Regions from separate parts of the Homo sapiens genome. Here region 2 is linked to region 1. Evidence: read pairs that join two places in POLR2A ChIA-PET (ENCODE). Cell type or tissue: MCF 10A. All regions are shown on one strand. Links, peaks and the distances in the headings refer to the core of each region. The heading gives the core; the rest is flanking DNA. Region 1 overlaps DCST1 (DC-STAMP domain containing 1). Region 2 has its middle 8.7 kb from the start of MIR8083.

What was found. ChIA-PET counts read pairs that join two places held together with the same protein. Peaks named below come from ENCODE experiments on the same cell type or tissue, not always from the same donor. Only the 100,000 strongest peaks of a DNase experiment are listed, where the experiment ranks them.
Region 2: POLR2A ChIA-PET joins it to region 1 with 5 read pairs; 1 of 35 experiments calls an interaction of 5 or more read pairs at or near these places.

Annotation. Positions count from the first base shown.
Region 1 is chr1:155,035,702-155,044,532 of GRCh38, reverse strand. DCST1 (DC-STAMP domain containing 1) reads right to left here. Exons shown (of 17, transcript NM_152494.4): 5 at 5,002-5,130; 6 at 3,909-4,048; 7 at 2,920-3,136; 8 at 2,676-2,819; 9 at 1,677-1,798; 10 at 1,024-1,181. Among named protein-coding and RNA genes, the nearest start is that of DCST1, 6.3 kb to the right of the region's middle. In MCF 10A, for the core only: no CTCF peak of the experiment used is centred there; a DNase peak (open chromatin) is centred at 5,802.
Region 2 is chr1:153,695,010-153,701,910 of GRCh38, reverse strand. It overlaps the pseudogene GEMIN2P1. Among named protein-coding and RNA genes, the nearest start is that of MIR8083, 8.7 kb to the right of the region's middle. In MCF 10A, for the core only: no CTCF peak of the experiment used is centred there; a DNase peak (open chromatin) is centred at 4,550.

The sequences.
Region 1 (8,831 bases), core at 3,230-8,229:
TGTCTCATGATCCCAACTAGATCATTAGCTTTTTTTTTTTTTTTTTTTTTTTGAGACAAGCTCTCACTCTGACACCAGGCTGGAATGCAGAATGCAGTGGCACAATCACAGCTCACTGCAGCTTCGACCTCCCAGTGATTCTCCTGCCTCAGCCTCCCAAGTAGCTGGGACTACAGGCATGTGCCCCACACCTGGCTGATTTTGTTCATTTTTTGTAGAGACGAGGTCTCACTGTGTTACCCAGGCTGGTCTCAAACACCTCAACTCAAGCCATCCTCCCACCTCGGCTTCCCAAAATGTTGGGATTACAGGAGTGAGCCGCCATGCCTGGCGATCATGAGCTTATTGGGGGCAGGAATAGAGCTCCTTCATCTTTGTCTTCCCATGGGGCCCTAGATACACACATACCCACTCACTTGCAGTCACTCTAGGCCCCCCACATAGGGGCAGACAGAGCAACAGCCCTGTGGCAGCCCTCACCCAAGCCCTGCCCATCTCAGGTGTTTGGGAGTGGAGATGGGAAATAGAGGGTCCAGAGACCAGCAGGGGAGCTAGAGCAGAGCAAGGCCCGGGGCAGCCCAGCTGGACACTGGGCTGGGTGGGGTTGAGGACTTTGTTCTAAATGGAGGGAAAGTCGCTGCCAACGCAGCAGGCAGGAGAAAATGAAAGCAAAATGGAAAGATAAAAATGGCACAAAGTCAGAGCCAAGGGGAATATGAAGGGCAAGAAAAAATCAAAAGTCAAAGCTAAACGTAAAAAAAAAAAATCAGTATTGGGATAAAGGCTGGAAGGAGGTGGATGAATGAAGACGGTTGGCCTTTTAAGGCAGTGGGAACATGGGTAATGTTCTTCTGACAAAATGTCCACTTTTCCTTTAACTTTGTGTAAACAAAGACAAAGGTAAATAATATTCAGATTCAGAGGTGAGGATAGGTGCTAGGGTTCCATCCTTACAGCCTCCCTCAGGGCAGGGCTCCAGTCCGGGGCAGAGGAGGGGCTGCTGGGGTGGGGACTATGGCTCACGCATGCAGGACCAGCAGGAAAGTGCAGGAGAGCAGCACGTGCAGCAGCCCCAGGGCCCACTCCAGCCGGGCCTCCTGGCGGTACACGTAGTCCCGCACCTCGGTGCTCACGCGCTCCCAGCTTGTGTTGAGCCCCAGCACCCCAGCCTGCTTCTCTTCCTGGTGGAGGGCACATGAGCAAACTCAGCCTGCGGCCACCTCGTCAGACCTGGGTCCCACCTCTTCATGACATCTGTTCCCCAGTACCCCACTTGTGTCCCTGGGGCCCTCCCAGGACCTCTAGGAGTTGTCACTTCCTTCTGCTCACCACCCTCCTGGACACAGTCTTGCTCCCCTGCACCTACATCAGCTGACATCATCTCATATCTGGCTGATAGCTCCCACCCCAGGCCAAGTCTGCACAAACCACAGGCTTGGCACTGTCCCCTCCTCACCACCTTTCCCCTCCCCTGCCCATCTCAGGTGTTCGGGGGTGGAGATGGGAAACAGAGGGCCCCCTCAACACCAGCGACATTCCCCCTCCTTGTCCCCCTCCCTCACCCCTGGTCACCTCTTTCCTGTGCCCTCTCACTTGTCCTTCCTCTAGCTCTATTCCCTCATGCCCTCCTCCCACTCCCTATCTACCCCCCACCAACCCTCGCCCTTGCCTTCTACCTTGAAGTCAATATTGGCTGAAAATTCCCCATCCAGGCCACGAATAGACTGGTTGAGGGAGTCGTAGGTCTGCCCAAAGTTGCCTTCCACTGGGATGCGATTGCGGCACCAAACCTCCATCACTGGTGAACAGTGGACGGGGTCAGGGGCCTCCCCGGGCCTGTCCTCCAGGTGCAGGCCTGGCCTGCCTGTCCTCCTGTAGTCCTCCTCATCCTGCTTTTTTGTCTCTCTGCCCATGGCTTGCTACCACACCAATGCTGAGTCTTCCCCTCTCTGCTCTCTTTGGATCCTGCCCTCCAGGAACCAGACCTGAGTTCCCTCATTTTTGTCAATCTATCCTCAACCATAACAAACATCAGTAAGGAGAGCCAGCGTTTACAGAGCAGCTCCTCTGTGTGCCAGCTCTGCCACTGCCTTCACATACGTTAGCCCCATAAATCCTTAAAAGCCCTTAATGTGGCTGGGTGCGATGGCTCACACCTGTAATCCCAGCACTTTGGGAGGCTGAGGTGGGTGGATCACCTGAGGTTAAGAGTTCAAGACCAGCTTGGTCAACGTGGTGAAACCCCGTCTCTACTAAATATACAAAAATTAGCTGGGCATGGTGGCGGCCACCTGTAATCCCAGCTACTCAGGAGGCTGAGGCAGGAGAATCGCTTGAACCCGGGAGGCAGAGGTTGCGGTGAGCCGAGATTGCGCCACTGCACTCCAGTCTGGGTGACAAGAGTGAAGCACCCCGTCTCAAAAAAAAAAATTAATGCAAGAACTACTGTTATTCTGCCCATGCGCATCTTTCAGATGAAAAGCCACAGCTCAGAGCTTTGCTGTAACTCACCCTGCGTCACAGAGCTATTCAGCAGGTGGAGGGCTCTAAGGATGCTGTGGCCTCAGGGCCAAAACCCTCCTCATCTGTTGCTTTCCTGCCTGTCACCTACCAGTGGGTCCCAAGGACTCAGCTCCCTACCCCGATGCTCCCCACCCCTTTGCAACTGTGCAGACCCTTGGCAATGCCACAGAAGAACTTGAACTTCATAGGCAGGCAGAGCAGGTGGGTGAGGAGTGGGACCCAGATGTGCTTCATGCACTGTTCATGCTTGCGGTCAAACCAACGACGGCAGCTGAGTATGGCCTGGTTCACCACATCTGTAGGAAGGAGCAAGGGTGTCTGAGGTTCCCACATCTTGATCCACAATGCTGGCCCCACATCCCACCCCACCCTCCACTCCCCAGGGATACCCCTCACAGGAGCAACGCAGCTTGGTCTTCAGCTCATACATCTTCTGTGTCGACAGGTGGAGTCTGGAGGCTGGGGCTTGGCGGGCCTCCCTGCCCTGGGCTGTCTCCCCTGAGTCCATGGTATCCTCAGGCGTGTAGCCCGTCTCACTATTCACCTGGGCATCCAGGTCCTCAAAAGTGGCGGAGATGTTCCGAGTCTCTGCTCTCAGCAATTCTTTGCTACTCTGGGATTGGAGGTGGAGGGAGGAAAGGGTGAGGGCTGGGGCTTTAGAACTTCTGCTGCCTGAGGGCCTGTCCTCCCCCAGTAGCCAAGCTTTGGGTTCTCACCCCAGGCCGACAGGGAGCCTAGGCCCTGAGACACAGCCTCTCACCTCAAATTCCCGGCTGTCCATTGCCCTTGGGAGCCCCCCCACCAGCTGCCTTGTCTGATGCCACATGTCCTGGCTCTGCGTACCTCCCAGACTCTCAGCTCTTCCTCAGTCCTCCCATCCCAGACCCTTCCTGGTCAGTGGTTCCCCAGGTCCTTAGACCTTACCCTTCACCACTAGTCTCTGAGATCATTATGCCATCTGAATGCCCCCAACTTCCAAACCCCTCAGCCCCCATGTCCCCAACTCTCCAGCTCTCCAATTCTCCCAAACCCCCAGTCTCCAGCCTTCCAATACCCAATTCTTGAATACTCTTGTCTTCGAAACTTCTGAGCTACTCAAGGCCAAAGCCCCCAAATTTCCTAGATATTCTAGTTCAGCTGTCCAGAGTACTGACCACTCAGGTATTAGGAAATGTGTATAGAGCATGTCCTAATGACTCAGGGGCTCTCCTGGCATTTAACACCAGGACCAGGGCACGTTCTGCAATGTTTGGGAATAGTTCTGCAAAAAATGCCAGTAGTATCCCCATTGGGAAACTGTAAATCCAGGGTGACAACTCCCAGCTCAAGTTAACTTGGCCCCAGGGAGAGGGACCCCCCAGGCTCTGCCTGTGCAGATTCCTGACCAGCAGGTCCTTGAACATGGCCCGTAAGGGGGCTGTGGAGATGCGCCAAGCTGCGCGGGTGTTGTTGATCTGCAGCTCCACGGTGCAGCCCAGCGATGCGATCACGTTGTTGAGATTGTGTCGCAGATTGGCTACTGGCCCTGGAGAAAGAGGCCCTGGTTGGTCACCTCCCTGTATAACCAGCACTTTCTCAAACCCGCTCAGCTTCCCTCTGCAAATAGTGCCCATCGCCTAGAACTATACAGTGGTGGGGCCGAGAGCCTATGAAAGGTCAACTTGTTCAACCTTTGATTTTTTTCACTGTTTTTTTTTTTTTTTTTTTGAGACGGAGTCTCCCTCTGTTGCCCAGGCTGGAGTGCAGTGGCTCGATCTCTGCTCATTGCAACCTCCGCCTCCCGGGCTCAAGCGATTCTCCTGCCTCAGCCTCCTGAGCAGCTGGGATTACAGGCACACGCCACCATGTCTGGCTAATTTTTTGGTATTTTTAGTAGAGACGGGGTTTCAGCATGTTGGTCAGGCTGGTGTCGAACTCCTGACTTCGTGATCCGCCCGCTTCGGCCTCCCACAGTTCTGGGATTACAGGTGAGCCACCGTGCCTGGCCTTTTTTTTTTTTTTTTTTTTTTTTTTTTTTTTGAGACGGAGTCTTGCTCTGTCACCCAGGCTGGAGTGCAATGGCGCAATCTCGGCTCACTGCAGGCTCCGCCTCCCAGGTTCAAGTGATTCTCCTGTCTCAGCCTCCCGAATAGCTGGGACTATAGGTGTGCACCACCATGCCTGGCTAATTTTTGCATTTTTAGTAGAGATGGGGTTTCACCATGGCTGGTCTTGAACTCCTGACCTCAGGTGATCCACCCACCTCAGCCTCCCAAAGTGCAGGGATTACAGGCATGAACCACCGTGCCTGGCCAATGTTTTCACTCTTATAAACTGAGGAGGCCCAGATATGGGGAGGAGCTCCCTCAGGGACATACAGTGAGTTAGAGCAGCTGGGATGACACTCCTGTCTTTTCTCCTTCACCCGGCCTGGCTCCCATTGGATGACCCACCCAGGGTCACTGCTTCAGTGTAACTCACTGGCCCCCACATACTCACCCACATAGATGGCAGCCAAGGCGTATCCCAGGACAAAGAGCCTGCCTTCCTTGCCCAGCATCTTGGGTACTAGTAGGAGGCTGGCACAGCGGATGTGAGGGGAGGTCCCCCAGCCCATGGCCCCCAAGCCTGTCAGGAGAGCCCAGGAGGTGGTGAGCTGAAGTGAGGAAGCTGCCTCCCTTCCTCACGTTTACCAGAGCACCCACCTGCAACACCCCCTTCTGGAACCACCACCATCCTGCCCTTATCCCCATTTACACTGACTCTGATAGACCTGCTGGGCCACTCATTCATTCATTCAGCAGCCACTCACAGAGTTTAGCTATGTGCCAGTCTCTGGAAGGGCATAGAGGGATGGCTAGAACTTAAAAAACCACAAATGATTGACTTGTGTGTGTTTGTGTTAGGGAAGGAAGCCAAGGTTTTCCGGGCTACAGTGACACTGACCCTAGGTGCTGAGGGAGCAGAGAGAGCAAGAGAAAATATCTGGAAACAGGTGCTCATGCTCAGAATGGTCAGAAGAGAGATCAGAGCCCACCTCAGTACTCCCAGTACTCAGACACCTACAGCACTCGCAGTCCCTGCCTCTAATTTTAGCCCTTGGTCATGTACCGCCTGGTATGTTTTAGCAGTTTCACATGTGTCTCCCTGTGGTCTCTGCAAGGAGACAGTGAACTTCTGGAAGCTCATAATCCAGAGAAAGAGACAGATGAGTAAACAAGTGACTACAACACGATGTGCTAAGTGCACAAGGGAGGTGCTTATAGAGCGCTGTGGGAGCCAAGGAGGGAGTACGTATTTCTTCAGGGAGGGGTGGGGCTGAGAAGGCTGGACAAAGACAGGACGTGTCAGCTGGGCCTGGAAGGTGAGTAAGTGTTGTTAGGAGGTGCAGATGGCATTCCAGGCCAAAGGAACAGTATAAGCTGGTCGGGGGAGCTAGAAGATTCCTGTGTTGATGGAATGTTCACCCAATGATCGTCAAAGCAAATCCCAAATCCTTACACTTCCTCCATCTCCACTGTCGTGGTAGAGTCCCCATCATCTCTTACTGGGACTATAACCTGATGAGTCTCCCTATGTCCTCTCTTGCTACCTTACACTTCAGTTTTTACAAGGCAGCCAGAGTGATCTTGCAAAAGCATAAATCGGATCATGTCCCTTCCCTGCTTCAAACCATTCGGTGGCTTTCTACCACATTTGGTATAAAATCCGAACTCCCTAACATGGTCTACCTAGCTTGTGATCTGGCTCCTGCCTGCCTCCTGATCTCATGCTATGCAGCCCTTCACCCACCATGTCTACCCACACAGACCTCGTTGCTGCTCCTTGGACAAGCCAAGCTCATTCCTCCTCTCTGGTCTTTGCCCTAGCTGTTCCCCCTGCCAGGAGCACTCCTCTCCCTGTTCTTCACATGGCTGGCTCCACCTAGTCATTCAGGTTTGTGGCAAACCCTGTCGGGTGCCACCCCACAGTTTTTTTTGTGCCTTCTTCCTTGCTAACACAACTTGGGTTTTTTGCAAGGGCAATAGCCTGGCCCTGCCCCAGCCCCTGAGGGATAAATCTGGATCTGTCTAAACCAGTCATGGTAGAACAGGACACTGAAAGGGACTAGTTCTGTGGTCTTGGCCTTCTGGCCAAAGACTCGAGCTGAGGCTAATAGTTGACAAATAGTTGCCCTATGTTCTAATGAGAGCCCCATGGAGCTATGGGTGTCTTCTTTGGGCTCACCAAAACAGCAAAACTTGACTCTCACTCCTCTATCCCACCCCATCTATATAAAAAGAACAGCAATATGGGCCAGGCATGGTGGCTCACGCCTATAATCCCAGCACTTTGGGAGGCCAAGGCGGGTGGATCACTTGAGGTCAGGAGTTTGAGACCAGCCTGGCCAACATGGCTGTCTCAACTAAAAATATAAAATTTAGCCAGGCATGGTGGCAGGTGCCTGTAGTCCCAGCTACTCAGGAGTTTGAGGCAGGAGAATTGCTTGAACCCGGGAGGCGGAGATTGCAGTGAGCTGAGATCGTGCCACTGCATTCCAGCCTGGGGGACAGAGCAAGACTCTGTCTTAAAAAAAAAAAAAAAAAAAAAAAGACCAACAATGTGGATTTCCTGGAAGGGGAGAAAAGTGGTTGGAATGGGCAGGCAGAGAGGGAGAGTCTGTGGAGAGGATGGGTGTCACATGTCAAGTGAGAGACTCCAGGAGTCCAAGAGGCTTCAGGGACTGGCGCTGCAGGAAGGGGAACCTGCCTGGTCTCTGTAGACTAGACTCCTGCTGAGTGCAGAGCCTCATGAGGCCACTCCAGGGCTCCCACCAGAGCACAGAGTGGAGGGAGAGCTCCTGGGAGAGCTCAGCCTCTGTAATGCCTCTGTAGACCTCCCCTGGACGATGTTGGCACACAAGCATGGAGACTGGCATCTGCTTCTCATCAGGGCAGGAGAGAGGCAACCATAAGGTGCTCTGCTTTTGATGGGGCGTTGGTGGCTCACGCCTGTAATCCCAGCTCTTAGGGAGGCAGAGGCGGGAGGATAGCTTGAGCCCAGGGGTTTGAGACCTGCCTGGGCAATATAGCGAGACCCCATTCTCCACAAAAAGGAAGGTGCACTGCTTTCTCTGCCTGGCAGGGCACGGACGTGTGCACTCCCAGCCTGCTGGAGGGAGGGATCCAAAAAGCAAGAGGCTGTGGGTGGCCCCTGAAGGGGGGCTTCACTCGAGGTCAGCCAAAAAGAACTGCCCTCTGCAAGAAACCGGGCATTGCCGAGGTCCACACACAGCCTCCAAGGGGACAATAATCAGGCCTACTGGGACAGCCAGGGTGTGAGTGCCTGCTACACGCAGGCATCCACAGTGGAATTATAATAGCATTAGTGACTTAAGACTTTTGTCCCTTTTCCTCTAATTCTTCTAATCTCCCTTCTGACATCAGAAGAACCAGAAAGGGAAGGAAGTAGAGGAAAAAAGGGAAAGAGCAGGCCACGCCCCTTCTCCATTGCAGGACCCCATGCTAGGGAGCAGGCCTGAGCTGGGGGCGCAAGGGATGGGGAGGGCAAGATAAGGAGGGAAGATGCTTGAGAATGGATGAGGTTAAAAGTCTGATGTAGAGTGGACTGGACCTCTTTAACCCCTAAAAATAAGTCTTAATTGTTGAAGTAGGACTAGGTCTTCTAAAGAAATACAACCAGAAATCTAAGGGGCTGTGTGAAAGGTTATCAATGGGAAAAAACATGTTTGAATACAGTGGGTCAGAGAAAAAGTAGTCTCCTGTTGGTATCCAGCAGGATTAATTCAATAAACAGGTGATGAAATGCTAATTCTATTTCCCTTGCCTGGGACAGGTTCAGGAAAGGGCATGTGTTGCACGCAGTTCTGACCAAAGAGATGTGAGGAAGTCTACTGTGGGGATTATAGGCAAGTTTCCCTTGTTCCTAAAAAGAGACATGAGGAAAGGATGTTTCTTCCTTTTTTTTTTTTTTTTTTTTTTTTGAGACAGAGTTTCACTCTGTCACCTAGGTCATTTTCCTTTTTCCCTGGCCTCAAATCGCACAGCCCAAGACAGTGAAGTTGGGCCTGGGATTGAACTTCTATTCTTTTCTTTTTTTTGAGATGGCCTTTCGCTCTTGTCACCCAGGCTGGAGTGCAGTGGCACGATCTCCACTCACTGCAATCTCTGCCTCCTGGGTTCAAGCAAGCCTCCTGCCTCAGCCTCCCAAGAAGCTGGGACTACAGGTGTGCACCACCACATCCGGCTAATTTTTGTATTTTTAGTGGAGACAGGGTTTCACCATGTTGGCCAGGCTGGTCTCAAACTCCTGACCTCAGGTGATCCACC
Region 2 (6,901 bases), core at 1,902-6,901, 1.3 Mb after region 1:
GAACTCCTGACCTTGTAATCTGCCCACCCTGGCCTCCCAAAGTGTTGGGATTACAGTCGTGAGCCACCGCGCCTAACCATTTTTTTTTTTTTGAGACAGAGTCTCACTCCGTCGCCCAGGCTGGAGTGCACTGGCGCAGTCTCAGCTCACTACAACCTCCACCTCCTGGGTTCACGCCATTCTCCTGCCTCAGCCTCCCGAGTAGCTGGGACTACAGGCACCCGCCACCATGCCCGGCTAGTTTTTTGTATTTTTAGTAGAGACAGGGTTTCACCGTGTTAGCCAGGATGGTCTCAATCTCCTGACCTCATGATCTGCCCGCCTCGGCCTCCCAAAGTGCTGGGATTACAGGCGTGAGCCACCGCGCCCGGCCTTTTTTTTTTTTTTTTGAGGAGTTTCGCTCTTGTTGCCCGGGCTGTAGTGCAATGATGCAATCTTGGCTCACCGCAACCTCTGCCTCCCGAGTTCAAGTGATTCTCCTGCCTCAGCCTCCTGAGTTGCTGGGATTACAGGCATGCGCCACCATGCCCAGCTAATTTTTGTATTTTTAGTAGAGACGGGGTTTCACCATGTTGGTCAGGCTGGTCTTGAACTCCTAACCTCAAGAGATCCACCCGCCTCGGCCTTCCAAAGTGCTGGGATTACAGGTGTGAGCCACCGTGCCCAGCTGAAGATCACAGATATTTTTAAAAGGATTTCAGACCTGGATAAGCAGTTAGATTGCATAATCTGTACTTTTTCTTTTTCTTTCTTTTTTTTTTTGAGACAGAGTTGCCCTCTTGTTGCCCAGGCTGGAGTGCAATGGTGCCATCTCGGCTCATCGGAACCTCCGCTTCCTGGGTTCAAATGATTCTCCTGCCTCAGCCTCCCCAGTAGCTGGGATTACAGGCATGTGCCACCACGCCTGGCTAATTTTTTTTTTTTTTTTTGTATTTTTAGTAGAGATGGGGTTTCTCCATGTTGGTCAGGCTGGTCTCGAATTCCCGACCTCAGGTGATCTGCCTACCTCAGCCTCCTAATGTGCTGGGATTACAGGCATGAGCCATCGCGCCCGGCCTAATCTGCACTTTTTCTAATACAAAGATTTTTAGATCTTACTAGTATCTCTCATTAAGGAGTTCAATCAGGTGCTGCATTTCACTTCCCACTATTCTTCAGATGTAAGCAACTCCTTAAATCTAGCATTATGGGCCAGGTGCGTTGGCTCACACCTGTAATCCCAGTACTTTGGGAGGCCAAGGCAAGAAGATCACTTGAGGCCAGGAGTTTGAGTCCACCCTTGGCATCATAGTGAAACTTTGTCCCTACTAAAAATTTTTAAAAATTAGCTGGGGGCCAGGCATGGTGGCTCATGCCTGTAATTCTAGCACTTTGGGAGGCCAAGGCAGGTGGATCACCTGAGGTCAGACCAGCCTAGCCAACATGGCAAAACCCCATCTCTACTAAAAATATAAAAATTAGGCCAGGCATGGCAGCTCACGCCTGTAATCCCAGCACTCTGGGAGGCTGAGGTGGGCAGATCACGAGGTCAGGAGCTCGAGACCAGCCTGACCAACATGGTGAATCCCTGTCTCTACTAAAAATACAAAAATTAGCCAGTCATGGTATCACACACCTGTAATCCCAGCTACTCAGGAGGCTGAGACAGGAGAATCGCTTGAACCCGGGAGGCAGAGGTTGCAGTGAGCAGAGGTAACGCCACTGCACTCCAGCCTGGGCGACAGAGCGAGACTCCATCTCAATAATAATAATAATAATAATAAACTAATTAATTAAAAATACAAAAAGTAGCCAGGCTTGGTGGCAGGCACCTGTAATCCCAGCGAGGCTGAGGCAGGAGAATCACTTGAACTTGGAAGGTGGAGGCTGCAGTGAGCTGAGATAATGCCATTGCACTCCAGCGTGGGCGACGGAGTGAGACTTCATCTCCAAAACAGAAAAAAAAGAATTAGCTGGTGGGGGTGGTGTGCTCCTGTAGGCCTAGCTGCTCGGGAGGCTGAGGTAGGTGGATCACTTCACCCCAGGAGTTCCAGGTTGCAGTGAGCTATAATTGCTCCACTGCACTCTTGCTCAGCCTAGGAGACAAAGTGAAACTCTGTCTCAATTAAAAAAAAAAAATCTAGCGTTATGATTTGTATACTGTTGACTCTTAATCATACCAACAAACACTTACCTAATTGTTATTACCTGCCAGTGTTCTGAGCATGTAACAGGAATTATTAAGTCATGTAATTCTCAAAACAAACCTATGAAGTAGGTTTTAAGATCATTCCTGAGTTACAGAATAGAAAACTCAGGGCAGAGAGAAGCTGAGTAGTTTGCATAAGGTTACATTGATTATGAGTGACAGAGCTGGGATCTAAATCCAGGCAGGCTATCTCCAGAGTCCAGCCTCTTACCCAACTTTGCACTGCCTCTCATTTGATAGAGGAGTGTAATTGTGCCAGTTTTGAACACTGAGATCTGCATGGTATTTTGGCCTAGTTTTTCCCTGCCTGAAGTTTAGTGGGCTGACCTGATCATTGGACATGCAATAGCCAAGGCATACCATATGTAGTCCACATTTGGAAGCCAAAGACAGATAGTCATACTGGGATGATTGCATCAAGTTCAGACAGGGTGCCACTGTCATGAGCAGATATGCCTGATTATGGAATCTTCCCTTTGGAAAGGTTCTTAAAGGGCAACCAGCCTATCCTCTGACTCACTGGTGCCAGTGTATGTGGTATGGAAGTGGATGGCTGGGGTCTTTTCCTATCTGGACTCTCTCACTGCTTCTCTAACCATGGTTTGAGGTACAGTCAAGCAGGTTTTTGCCACCACCTCCCCTGTTCCTGGTAGAATGCAGTCTGGGAGCAGGCATGGGACGTGGTCTCATCTTCCTCCAGAGCGTCCTCTCCTGTCTTTGTGCAACACCAAATTCATCCGCATCCCGACCCTTCATCTTGGTGGTAAACACCTCGCCTGGAATCTTACTTGCGTTCCAACCCAAAGAGATTAAATCTTCCTGGACCGCATTCTTTTTTTTTTTTTAAATGGTTAATTTATTTATTTTTATAGCTCCTGCAATTTAATTAAAAAATTGACTTTCAGTCTGCAAAACTGGGCTCTGCTTAATTAGATTCCACGGATCTGTCCTGAAAGGTATAAATCTTTTTTAAAAATAATTATTACTAAATATACTGCTGTGATAAATGACTCAAACCCTTTGACGTAGAGAAAAGAGCGGGTGAGGGAGGAGGTTATTTGTCTGTTTCTGTCAGCTCCATTTTTGTTCCAGGCCGTGGCCTTGTTCGGGGCTGGCTGGGCGGGGGTTCCCTCTGCACAGCCTCCAGCTGGCCCTTCCACCCGCCTGCTGAGCTGCCTTCTCAGCCCGCCCCACTCTTCCAGGGGCGTTACGTGGGCTGATGAGATAATGTATGTGAAAGCCTTTGTCAACTGCAAGGCACAATCGAATGCCAATTATTATTGTTATTCTTACCATACTCTGGGGAAACCCTGTGGCCCTCACCCCTCCCAAACGTACTAGGCGGGACAGCCCGGGAAACTGAGAGGCTAGACTGCCCCTCCCATGTGGGCGGAGGTTCCTGGCACAAGACGGTCTCCCCGGCCTGTGGGGAGGGCTTTATTGCTACCCTCCTGGTGCCCCCTTAGGAATGGCTTTCCCAGTTCTTCCTGGCTTCAGGGGCCTTCCTCCGGAAGGAAATCTCCTTAGTTCCAGTGAAAGTTCTCGGGCCGCTGAAATCATCGACTCCTTAGGCCCCTCCTCACCTCCGCCGCACAGCCCCTTCCCCTCCCGGTGCCCGCAGTGGAGCCAGGCTGCCTCGGAAGGATCTGACCGGCAATTTCCTAGAATTGTGCTTCTGGAGCTCCTCAGTCGTCCACTCCCTGCCCCTCTTCCCCACCTCATTTAAGGCTCCTCTCCCCAGAGCCCAAGTCCCCGTAGCTGTCCCAGCTCCACCCTGATCTAACTTCCTAGGCCTCACAGCTCTCTTTATCATAGCCAGTCTCTTCAGGGGCTGTCTGCTCCCCTTGTGGGGAGGAACTGGGGCATGGGAGGCTACAGGGCCACCGGGGCCCATCAGGAAGTTCAGTAGCTGTGGTTGACAGGACAACCACTCTTGGTTAGGCCTTCCCAGTGCTGTTCATCCCCGGCTTGGCTGGTGAGAGGACTGGACCATGTCTGCTCCCTCTCCCGATAAATTGAGCCTGACTGGTGCCAAAAAGGGTGGGCGGGAAGCACAAAACAAGAGTCACTGGACAGGAGGGGAGCAATTTATCCTTTCTTTATCCCAAACTGCCAGCCGTGTACCAGGGAGCAGTGCCACGCCAGACCTCCAAGCTCCCAGTGGCCACCCTACGTCCAGGTCCCACAGGGTGGACTCCAGGAAGAGGCCTGGGAGGTCAGGGGAGAGGCCTGCCTGCACTTGATGGATGGTCCTGAAGAAATGTCTGGCACTTTCCTCCCCCATGAGGGCGGTGGAGCTGCAGCCACCTCTCCCCCGCATTCCTGCCTGCCTGCCTGCCTGGGAAGGAGGGGTGAGGGGTGGGTCCAGCAGGGAAACCAGGGCTCCTGGCCCAGCTGAGAGGCATTTTGCAAACTATGACTCAACATTTGTCTACACTGACATGGGGAATGGAGGAGCACGTGGACAATCCCCAAATTTCACCTGGGTTGAAAGGCATCCATATGTTCCCACCCGACCCCCACTTCCTCCCCAGCTCCCAGGCCTCTCCATTCAGTCCATACTAATTATCTGATTCCTACTGTATGCCAGCCATTGAGTAACATAACAGTTCTCAAGGTGTGGTCCGCAAATCCTGGGAGTCCCAAATATTTTTTCAGGGCATAGATGAGGTCAAACGATTTTCATAATAATTCTAATACGTTATTTGCCTTTTTGACAGAGTTGACACATTGCATCGAAGTGCAAAAGCAATGGGGGTAAAACTGCTGTGGCTTTACATAAATCAAGGCAGTGGCACCCAATTAGTATTGCATGCATTCTTCACCACTGCACACTGAAAAGGCTGGTTTCACATAAGAATGTTCTTGATAAAGCAGTCAACAATTATTAACATGTAATAGGCTTATTATTGTTATCTTACATGAGTTAATAAATAAGGATTTGTCGGGCCGGGCACGGTGGCTCACGCCTATAATCCCAGCACTTTGGGAGGCCGAGGCGGGTGGATCATGAGGTCAGGAGATCGAGACCATCCTGGCTAACAAGGTGAAACCCCGTCTCTACTAAAAATACAAAAAATTAGCCGGGCGCGGTGGCGGGCGCCTGTAGTCCCAGCTACTCAGGAGGCTGAGGCAGGAGAATGGCGTGAACCCGGGAAGCGGAGCTTGCAGTGAGCCGAGATTGCGCCACTGCAGTCCGCAGTCCGGCCTGGGCGACAGAGCGAGACTCCGTCTCAAAAAAAAAAAAAAAAAAAAAAAATAAATAAATAAATAAATAAATAAGGATTTGTGGCTGGGCGCGGTGGCTCACGCCTGTAATCCCAGCACTTTGGGAGGCTGAGATGGGCGGATCACGAGATCAGGAGATCGAGACCATCCTAGCTAACATGGTGAAACCCCGTCTCAACTAAAAATACAAAAAAATTAGCCGGGCACGGTGGCGGGCGCCTGTAGTCCCAGCTACTCGGGAGGCTGAGGCAGGAGAATGGGGTGAACCCAGGAGGTGGAGCTTGCAGTGAGCGGAGATCGCGCCACTGCTCTCCAGCCTGGGTGACAGAGCAAGACTCTGACTCAAAAAAAAAAAAATTAAAAAATAAATAAATAAGGATTTGTTTTAATATCTACTATGGTAAATATCAATAGATATCCACATAAACAAAAGCTCTTTAGGTCCCTAATACTTTTTTGTGTGTGTGATTGAGTTTCGCTCTTGTTGCCCAGACTGGAGTGCAATGGCACAATCTCGGCTCACTGCAACTTCTGCCTCTCGGGTTCAAGCAATTCTCCTGCCTCAGCCTCCTGGGTAGCTGGGATTATAGGCACCCACCACCACGCCCAGCTAATTATTGTACCTTTTTTTTTTTTTTTGAGATGGAGTTTCACTCTTGTTGCCCAGGCTGGAGTGCAATGGCGCGATCTCGGCTCACCGCAACCTCTGCCTCCCAGGTTCAAGTGATTCTCCTGCCTCAGCCTCCCTAGTAGCTAGGATTACAGGCATGTACCACCACACCTGGCTAATTTTGTATTTTTAGTAGAGATGGGGTTTCTCCATGTTGGTCAGGCTGGTCTCGAACTTCTGACCTCAGGTGATCCACCCGCCTTAGCCTCCCAAAGTGCTGGGATTACAGACATGAGCCACCGTGCCTGGCTAATTATTGTATTTTTAGTAGAGATGGGGTTTCACCATGTAGGCCACGCTGATCTCAAACTCCTGACCTTGTGATCCACCCACCTTGGCCTCCCAAGCTGCTGGGATTACAGGGTTGAGCCACTATACCTAGCCTTTTTTTTTTTTTTTTAAGATAGTCTCGCTCTGTGGCCCAGGCTGGAGTGCAGTGGTGAGATCTTGGCTCACTGAAGCCTCCACCTCCTGGGTTCAAGCAATTCTCCTGCCTCAGTCACCTGAGTACCTGGGATTACAGGCATGCATCGCTATGCCCGGCTAATTCTGTATTTTTTTTTTTTTTTTTTGAGACAGAGTCTCGCTCTGTTGCCCAGGCTGGAGTACAGTGGTGCAATCTCAGCTCACCACAACCTCTGCCTCCCAGGTTCAAGCGATTCTCCTCCCTCAGCCTCCTGAGTAGCTGGGACTACAGGCATGTGCCACCATATCTGGCTAATTTTTCTATTTTTAGTAAAGACGGGGTTTCCCTATATTGGCCAGGATGGTCTCGAACTCCTGACCTCATGATCCACCTGCCTCAGCCTCTCAAA